2 separate regions of the Homo sapiens genome follow, and region 2 is linked to region 1. Evidence: chromatin contacts called from ENCODE Hi-C data. All regions are on one chromosome and are shown on one strand. Each heading gives the region's core, a stretch centred on a gene start or an enhancer-like site at or near the end of the contact. The rest is flanking DNA. Distances are from core to core; before and after follow the strand shown. Region 1 holds the start of DNAJC10 (DnaJ heat shock protein family (Hsp40) member C10). Region 2 holds the start of IFT70A (intraflagellar transport 70A).

Region 1 (4,736 bases), core at 986-3,485:
CACTCTAACTTCCTTGATGTTTAGTTCCTTTTGCCCATCTCTGATCATCTCTTTTTTACATCCTGTATGGGTTCTTCTTCTTCAGCCTATTTCTCAAATTAATGTTTATTCATTCAAAAAATATTTATGTAGTACCTACCATATAGTAAGAACAGCTGGAGCCATAACAGTAAATAAAATGAACAAAAATCCACCTTCATGAAGCTTAGATTCTTTTTCCGTGTGTGCTTTCATTCTTGATGTTAGAATTCCCCAAGGTTTTAATCCTTGGTCCACAACTTTACTTATTCTGCACACTTTCTTTGGGTGATCTGATGATTTTTCTCCTATTTTTTCTCCAATCTAGACATTACCCATGAGTTTTATGCAGGGTATATTCACTAAGATATGATCTAGGAACCTTGAACTAGATATGTCCAAGTCAGAACCCTTTATCTTTTCCCTAAACAGATCTTCATTCAGTGGGTAGTATTCAGCCATAAGAAGTCAGAAGTTAAACTTAAATCTTTCCTTTATCTCCCATATCCAACCAATCACCATCTCTTACTTTTTTTTTTCCCCCAAGACAGAGTCTTGCTCTGTACCCAGGCTGGTGTGCAGTGGTGTGATCTTGGCTCACTGCAACCTCTGTCTCCCGGGTTCAAGCGATTCTCTTGACTCCCGAGTAGCTGGGATTATAGGGGTGTGCCACCATGCCCGGCTTATTTTTGTATTTTTAGTAGAGATGGGATTTCACCACGTTGGCCAGGCTGGTCTCGACCTCTTGACCTCAAGTGATCCACCCGCCTCAGCCCCTCAAAGTTCTGCGATTACAAGCGTGAGCCACCACACCCGGCCCACCACCTCTTAAAGCATTTACCCTATTTGTCTAACATTCTCCTGTTCTTTCTCCAGTTTTGTATGCTTTGCATCCTCTCTCCAATAGCTGCCAGGATGATCTAAAATACAATCTCAGTCTCTTTTTTAAAAGCTTCCTCATCACCTAAGAGATAGAAATCTATGTCTTCATCTTGGTATAAAAACCTGTCTGTGATCTGGTCCCTGCTTCATCTTCCAGTTTTCTGTTTGTTTTTCAATTTACTTTAAGATTTTGTTACAGTGTGTAACAAAATGGTTACACACTGTGTCATAATGCTTAACATCATAGTCTCTGAAGCCAGGTTGCTTAGATGTGAATCCTAGCTCTCAAATATTTGCCTCAGTTTCCTCAAATGGGAAATAGATATAGGAGCCACTATCTTGTAAGATTATTTGGAGGACTAAATGAGTTACTACATGTGTGCTTAGACCAGTTCCTGAGACATATTAACTACTATTACATCAGGCTGCTTCTAATGTTTGCCTTTGTTCATTCTACTTCCTCTTCTTTCCTACCAAGTATTAGCTTAGCCATAGATCCTGTGTAGTTTTCCAAGTTTTTAGAAGCTGACACTTGATTTACTCCCCGAAACTGTTACCAATCACAACTTATTTCATGTTAGGGTTGATGTTATAAGCAGGTATCCTCTAGGCTCGGTTTTCTCTTTTAAATATAGAAAATGTAGTAAATATAACCACTTCAATTGTTATATTGCTGTGGGACAAAATGCAGTTCCTGTACCATAGCAGTAGGAGATCAAGGTAAGAGAGAACAACGATAACTCCCCAGTTTCTAGCTTGTATGACTCAGAATCCAGAAAATATTGTAGAAGTCTCAAATGCTTGTTGATACACACGCTTACACAAAATTGTAAATGTTTTAATTTCCTTCAAGTTTCCTACTGCCTCTTCAGTCCGCTAGCCTGATACTGCAATCAGTGTCGCTTCAGGCAACTTCTCCTTTCTCCGCCAAATTTCGCCTTTCGGTCTCACCCACCCATCACCCAGACAAATCCTCCAAAGCTCCGTCTTCCCTTTAAAAGACTCTCAGGGAACTCAACCCCAAAACCCACCCTCTGGGTTTCCCCGTCACCCTGGCAACGGAAGCAGGAAGAGGCGGGCTTCGCCATCCACCCTCCCCGCCCGCGGCAGGCGCCGGCCGCATTGGTGAGGGGGCGCGGGCTGCTTGGCCAGGGCAGTTCCCTCAGCTCCGGGTTGGAGCCGGAGCCGGAGCCGGATCCCGCGCACACCGCCACGTCAACCTAAACCTACACCGCCCTCTCCACCCCACCGCCGCAGCGCCCGCTGGGCCCGCAGCGGGTCTCCCCAGGCAGCGTCCTCCACGCCTTTCCCACAATGCTCCGCGCCAGGCCCCGCCCCGGCTCGCCGTGGAGACCGGCGCGTGAGGAACCTACCGGTACCGGCCGCGCGCTGGTAGTCGCCGGTGTGGCTGCACCTCACCAATCCCGTGCGCCGCGGCTGGGCCGTCGGAGAGTGCGTGTGCTTCTCTCCTGCACGCGGTGCTTGGGCTCGGCCAGGCGGGGTCCGCCGCCAGGGTTTGAGGATGGGGGAGTAGCTACAGGAAGCGACCCCGCGATGGCAAGGTGGGCATGGGCCCGGGGCTAGGGCTTTGCTGGAGCCGGTGGTGGCCTGGGCCCTCCGGTCAGGGAGGGGCGGAATGGCTGAGCGCCTGAACCTCCCTTCCTGTGCGCTCTTAAGACCTGGATATTGTGTTCTCGCTCCCCACCTTCCTCCTCCCTGTTATTCACACCACCCTTCCTCTGCCCAGCGATTCCCTCTCAGTTACTTACACTTTCTCCCTAAGTCCGACCTGAGACTTCAGACACCAGCAACACTTAACAGCCCTGTTCCCCCGTGTCTTCATCTTTACCCCTCTCCCCTCTCCCACTCTGCAGTGATGGCAATGCGAAAGCTTGCGCCTTGCATTTACCTGGCGCTTCCACCTGCCCGGTAGCTCGGGCCACGGGCAGTTCGGCCACACCCACGCTGAGAACAACCCCTGGGCGAGAAACATCTTATCCCAAAGTGTTGATTGAGACTATGCCCTCTCTTTTTCTGATGGTTGTTTTCTTGTTTGGATACTTGTTAATCTCTACATCATTATATTTTTCAAAGGTATATTTTTGTGGAATGAAAAGGAAGTATTAGAAATGAGCTGAAGACCATTCACAGGTAAAGAGAAAAATTTTTAAATATACATTTAGGATTAAATGAAAAACAGAAATGAGGTGCGAGGAGCGTTAGATTTTTCAAAGCATTACGATCTCTTTGGAACTAAAATATAGTGGTTGAAATGTGATATGATGAAGTAATGATTGTTTTTGCCCTGCAGAGAGTATGTCTAAATAACCGATTCCCTTCTCTTTTTGTGTTTTGTTTCTACTTACACCAAACATGAACTTTGCAATAAAATTACACTGGTAACTTACAATTGTTTTTCTACTATTTTTAAAAAATGGCCTCTACTTAAATTCAGTATAAGCACCTTCTGAGGAAACTCCGGGAAGAAGATCGACTGCTGTGTAGATTGTCTATTATAACAATATATTTCACTGTCATTTCTGGTAGGGTTATATGAGAAGTAAAAAACCCTATGTTTCCTTCTAGTCCCTCCCAAGGACATTTCCTACAAGTGAATTCTGCTGAAAATGAAAATTAGACAGCTTTAGGAGGTAAAGAAGTAGCTAAAAGGAAGAGGTATTACAGGCAACGCTATAACTGGGTAGAAAGAGGAAGCACCTGTAGCTCATTGCCACCTTTGTGTTCTGATGCTCGTCAGAGGTCTTTTCTCAGTGTATAAATTGCTGAGGGTGTGTGTGCAAGCTACTTACTACCACTCATGACCTTTTTTCTGCTATCTTCAGTGATTTCACAAATCTAGCTACATGGATGTAGAAAGAGTGAAAAATAGAACCTGGGGCATTCACACTGATTTGCCATTTAATGGAGATTGTATTGCTGACCATGTTCTGTGATAAATAAATTGTGCTATTATTGTTTAGTTCAAAATGTATTTTAACTGCCTGCTTTTCTTTCTTAGATTAATATTTTTGGGGACAGATTTGTGATGCTTGATTCACCCTTGAAGTAATGTAGACAGAAGTTCTCAAATTTGCATATTACATCAACTGGAACCAGCAGTGAATCTTAATGTTCACTTAAATCAGAACTTGCATAAGAAAGAGAATGGGAGTCTGGTTAAATAAAGATGACTATATCAGAGACTTGAAAAGGATCATTCTCTGTTTTCTGATAGTGTATATGGCCATTTTAGTGGGCACAGATCAGGATTTTTACAGTTTACTTGGAGTGTCCAAAACTGCAAGCAGTAGAGAAATAAGACAAGCTTTCAAGAAATTGGCATTGAAGTTACATCCTGATAAAAACCCGGTAGGTAAACGTTTGTTTTTAAAAATATTTGATTATATTTTTGGTACATTTTGATATTTATTTAAATTGCTTTAAATGATCAAATGCTTAAGAATAATCATATGTCAAAATTATAATTCAACTTGTATGCTAGAAACAAAAGCACCAAAATGTTCTGGATTATTTAGGATCCCGTGAAGGAATGTCAGTACCAAAAATTCAGTTCCCTCTTAATTTGTAGACGATTTTCCAACAATTCTATTAAAGACATTAACCCCAAAACAAACGATAATATCCGTGAAGTAGTTGAAGTAGTTTTCTTATTAAAGTAGGTTAAGATCAAGTGTTTTAGAACAGGAACAAAAATATTTTTTTAAAACTCAGAGGGTATGACTTGCTAAAAATAGAAGTAATAGCTAATAATAGCATGTTTTAACTTTGACTGTTTTCTTCTGTGTATGCACAAGTCCACAAACCAGAGTTAGAAA
Region 2 (4,736 bases), core at 1,586-4,085, 5.1 Mb before region 1:
CAGTTTTTAAAAAACCAAAAATATTAATAAGCTTCCACACTTAATATATGTCAGTATCCACAAGGAGGCAAAATCATTTCTGTAAAATCAAAAATAGAACATGAAGAAAAACGTTTATTATAAAACTTAAGAAGCAACCAATCAACCAAATTATGAAAAAAAATTTTGTCACTGACCAAACCTCATAACCTGAAAAGAACCAAGAAAAGAAATTCCCATTATACTTGTACTTCTAAAAGGGCTTAGAGGTCTAAACTAGACTTCGTTGCAATCCAGAAAGTTAAAGGACTAAAAAACTGGAGAAATAGAGTTAAGAATTAGATTTATCAGACAGCATAGTCTATGCTGAGATAGCAAAATAGACATGGCTTTATTTGCTGATTGAGAAGTGGTCCAGCCGTGGGCTAGCAGTCATTTACATATCAGTGACCAAATGCAAACATACCCGTACTAACAGTGCTTTGGTCCATGACATACCCTTTTGACAGCCCAAAGCTGAAACGTCAACTCTATCTGGGGTTACTTGCTTATACAAAGATGTTACTCTAGCAATTGTTGCTTGAGGGCAAGACCAGATGATTGTCACTAGTAGGAAGAAAGCAGAAGTGATGCAGCTTACACTGCATAGTCCCTACCCTTCTGGATTAAATGAAAAAGTTGCTCAAACATAAACTTGTTCTTACAAAGTGGATAAGATTCAAAATAAGACAAATATAAAGATGCCAAGGCTAAATACAGATAAAAAAAAGTGTGGTACGTAAGAAAGCCATTTTGAAAAAAGCCACTATCAGTCATAACTACTTATTCCATCCTATAATCTCATAAATCAAAGCTTTCAATTGTCTGGACTCATCTGTGACTGTATTCTTCCCAACATGCATTCTTTCTTCTTCGAGGGGTTGTTCAATAACAGCAGGTATGTTTGTGCCATAAAGTTCACAGTGTCCTAAAAACTGGACACATTCTTGAATAACACTGTCATGAATGACTATCATGTGTTTTGACATGTTTTCTAACAAGGACAGGAAGCATCTTTTGGCATAATACCAGGTATCTGTTCCCAGCTTTTTATTATAAGGCTCCAAGCTTTTGATAACTCGAGAAATACCAAACTCATAGTTTCCTTTGGCACAATAAAGAGTTCCTATCACCAAATTCACAATGCAGAGATGGTACATTTTCCGATTTGGGTCATCATAAGAGAGCTGCTCTTCCTCCTTTTCAATCTTCCTCATCAACTCCTCTGCTTCTTCATTTTGACTTGTCATAATATAGGAAACACAGAGATTAGCCAGTACAATAGCACTGACATTCAGGATGTTATCATAATGCTTCTTGACTATGGGTTCATAGAAACCAATGGCTTCTTTGTATTTGTTTTCCTGCATGAACAGAACATGAGCCACATTCAACTTCCACACATCATGGTCGTTACAGAATTCCACAGATTTGCGGAAGACCTTTTCCACCATTGGATAATTTTCAAGATTCCAGTAGATTTTTGCCTGAGCCATCAACACAGGAATGTATTTCTCCATGGTTTCATCATATTCATTCACTGCCTTTTTGATAGCTTCATCATCTCTGTTGTGTCTTGCTTCCTGTACTTGCTTGGTGAGTCTCCGAAGCTGCTCAGTCAGCATCCCTGCTAGCCCATCAAGCTTAATGAAAGCCTCTTCAGGAGCTGTCTGGCAAGTGATCAGGGCATCTAAGAAGTCATAGAGATAGGGTGTGAGGAACTTATACGTCAAATGGGCATTTTCTGCCAGGACATCTGCTGCCAGGTCAAAATACTCATATTTACAGTAGAGCAGCAACAGGTTGCCAAAAGTCTCTGGAGGAAAGGGATTCTGTTGGAGCAAAAACTGTAGCTTTTCAAACCCTTCTGTAGGCCTGGCATCCATGTTCATTAGTGCCTGGTTGTGCAGGGTCACAGGGTCCAACTCTTCCTCTGCCCTGGGTGGCATGTCGGTGAGGGTTTCTTGAGCTACCTCATAGTTTCTCAGTTGGTATTCTATGGCTGCCTTAAGGTTGAAGGCTTCCACCAGAGCAGTCTGATGGAGAACTAAGGTGTTGCCAACACTGCGAACATCAAAGCCCTCGGTGGTCATGCCCACACCTAGCTCAGGATGCTGGCGGATGCCACGCTCAATAATCTCAGCGATATGCTTCAGTGCTGAGGCATACTGTCGGCTGCTGTAATAGGCCAAAGCCAGGTTGTAGGAAAGGTCAGGCTGGTAGCCCGAGGCCTGCAGTGTGGCAGAAAACTTGGAGCATGCAGCTTCATACTGTCCCTCCTTGTAGAGCAAACAACCCAGGTTGACCTGGCCATCGGTCTCATTGTCGCCTCCACTTTCTTCTCCCCCTTCCCCACTCAGCAGCTGCTCCACCAGGCTCCTGGACCCTGGCAGATCGCCCTCGCTATACTTGATGGCAGCTTGCAGGCGGAGGACCCGGCTGTGGTAGGCGGGGTTATCCAGGAGAAGGAAGGCGACCCGAGTGGCCTCCGGATAAAGGCAGGCCTTGTACAGGGCCTGGGCCTGGTACAGGCGGTACTGCTCCAGTTCCGGGTGCAGCTGGCCCAGCTGCTCATAGCACTCGGCCGCCAGCGCGAACTCCTGCAGGCGGTAGTAGCAGTAGCCTAGCAGCGACAGGCCGGCACGGCTCCTGGGGCTCCGCTGCAGTTCTCGGCCCAGCAGCTGCACCGCCTCGGCGTAGCGGGCATCGCGGATGAGCCGGTACACTAGCGCGGTAAACTCCCCGTCGGGGATCTGCGCGCCGCTCAGACCAGCCATAACCACCACGGCTGTTATGCGTGCGGTTACCACGGCAACAGGGCAACCGGGCAACCGGAAACGGAAGACGACGGGTTACTTTGCCACGGAAGGAATCTGTTAGGAATAAAAAGGGACCGTTCTCGTTAGTCTCTCAAGTTCGGTTTGATCTTCAAATATTCTGGACTGCAGCGTGGCGGCAGTCAGAAGGGGAAAGACGACTACTCCGGGCCGTTCAGAGACTGAATCTTCCCGGTCCCGGCATGCATCGTTCCTGTGGCGCCGCTGCGCAGGCGTGGCCGCACTGCATGCTGGGAGGCGTAGTCCCTGTTGCACCGACCCGACTCGCGGCCCGTGTGGACGCACGGTCACTCGCCTTCCCTGCCCCCTAAAGATGAGGGGCACTCTCTGTGTCTGTTGTGCCACCTCGGTCTCTAGCGAATCGGAGGAAGATTTCCGGCACCATGTTCTGGCGATTTTGAGCCTTGTGCATTGGTGTGGTCTATACTAATGCTGGCGTTTGGCTTACTTTTAATAAAGTAGAGATCGTCAGTACAATAAAAGGACCTTTTAATAAAAGGAGCGGGATGGCAAAAGGGAGTTAACTCCTTGAATTCCCTTGGAATTAGAGCAGGTTCTTATGCTACCCCGAGGGCACAGTTTGTAAGAACAGAATACAGCAGCAAACAGAAATCCTTCTTATTTTGGTGGTTTCCAGAGGTTAATAAGGAAAAAGTGCTGTGAATCTTAATTGGTACTGGGAGAGGATCTGTTTTTGATCGCAGTATCTCTCCTTTTCCATGACAAAAAAAAAATTACTGAGTATATGTTGGCGTTTACACTTGGTTGTATCCATTGCTGTGGTCCTCCAACTGTCTCTGCCAATAAGAAATCAGTATCTTTTGTCATCTCCCATGATATCCATTGGTCTCTCTAGCACCTAATATAAACCTAATCCAAGTAAAAGTGTGTTGTTTGCTACATAATTACTGCAAATCCTTTGTATGCATCCATAATAGTGTTACTGCCCATAAATCTTTTCTGTATATAAACTTCACAGCTATCATACGGTTGATAACGATGTCAACCATATCATATAGCACCTCTATTAGAGACTGTTTACATATAGTATTTCTAATTTGAATAAGCAGCCTGCATTCTGCATATTGTAGTTTAAGAAGTCTGTGGGCTAGAAAGGTTTAAAGATTTAAGTATTACATTAATTAAATCAAACTATTAAATTAATAGTTTGTTTAAAGCCACATCTAGGTAGGTAGGGGCTGAACCATGATATCCAATAACCAATTTCAATAGGAAATAGTGACTGATGAATAACCCAATCCATGTATCTCATGTACGTGAGTTTGTAAGGGCCCATTGTTTGGTGCTAAGTGTGTATAAGGAATATTATTGTCTTTGTTTCTCCATTAAAACAATGAACTAACTTTGTGTAGTTAGTAAACTTTGAACTTCTAGGCCTTGATTCCAGCTGTGAGCAGATGTGACTACTGGAGTTGTGTAGTTCGTATTTACCCAGTATCACTGGAAGGAGATTTTTAGTAGGTGTGTGATTGCTCATATCATCATATGACTGACTTTATGTACTTACTCAGTCTTCTCCCTTGCCAGGAATTGGCAGAGTTGGGTCTTTTTGGCTGGAACTAGACAAGGAGCTTCCCAGTGCATCAATTCCAAGAAAGGGAAACTGCACCCATTTCAGGATTGAATGGGACTTTGGCTCACCTAAGACCCCACAGAAAGCAACTGTGGAATATTACTATAACTCTATTCTGAGGCTTCTTTCAATCTGATCTCTTGGTGCACCCTTTTAGAGTCTTAAGCCCAAGGAGGTACATGGGTAGAGGATACTGCTCAGTAATAAATTGGGGGAAGGGGTGCATCGACTTCTTTACAGCAGGCTGCCTGATGGTTCTCCCTTGGGAATTTAGGCTCAGTATTTTA

The links. Hi-C counts contacts between places; a loop is a spot of excess contacts on that map. Pooled maps may share reads with other maps.
Region 2: a pooled map shows a loop between it and region 1 (16-fold over the local background). The contact joins the promoter of IFT70A here to the promoter of DNAJC10 in region 1. A Hi-C loop is called at or near these places in 5 of 50 pooled maps.

What each region holds. Positions count from the first base shown.
Region 1 is chr2:182,714,022-182,718,757 of GRCh38, forward strand. It overlaps DNAJC10 (DnaJ heat shock protein family (Hsp40) member C10), which reads left to right and starts at 2,236. Exons shown (of 24, transcript NM_018981.4): 1 at 2,236-2,462; 2 at 2,995-3,051; 3 at 3,920-4,269. The coding sequence starts at 4,066. LOC101929976 (a long non-coding RNA gene) reads right to left here and starts at 589. Exons shown (of 7, transcript XR_427200.3): 1 at 140-589. It also overlaps a transcript of PDE1A not described here. RefSeq lists enhancers at 1,719-1,868, 1,889-1,958, 2,303-2,907 and a silencer at 2,469-2,628.
Region 2 is chr2:177,615,907-177,620,642 of GRCh38, forward strand. It overlaps IFT70A (intraflagellar transport 70A), which reads right to left and starts at 2,836. Exons shown (of 1, transcript NM_152275.4): 1 at 1-2,836. The coding sequence starts at 2,795. The coding sequence ends at 798. It overlaps IFT70A-AS1 (IFT70A antisense RNA 1), which reads left to right. Exons shown (of 3, transcript NR_198966.1): 2 at 1,395-1,614; 3 at 2,382-3,332. RefSeq lists an enhancer at 2,909-3,138.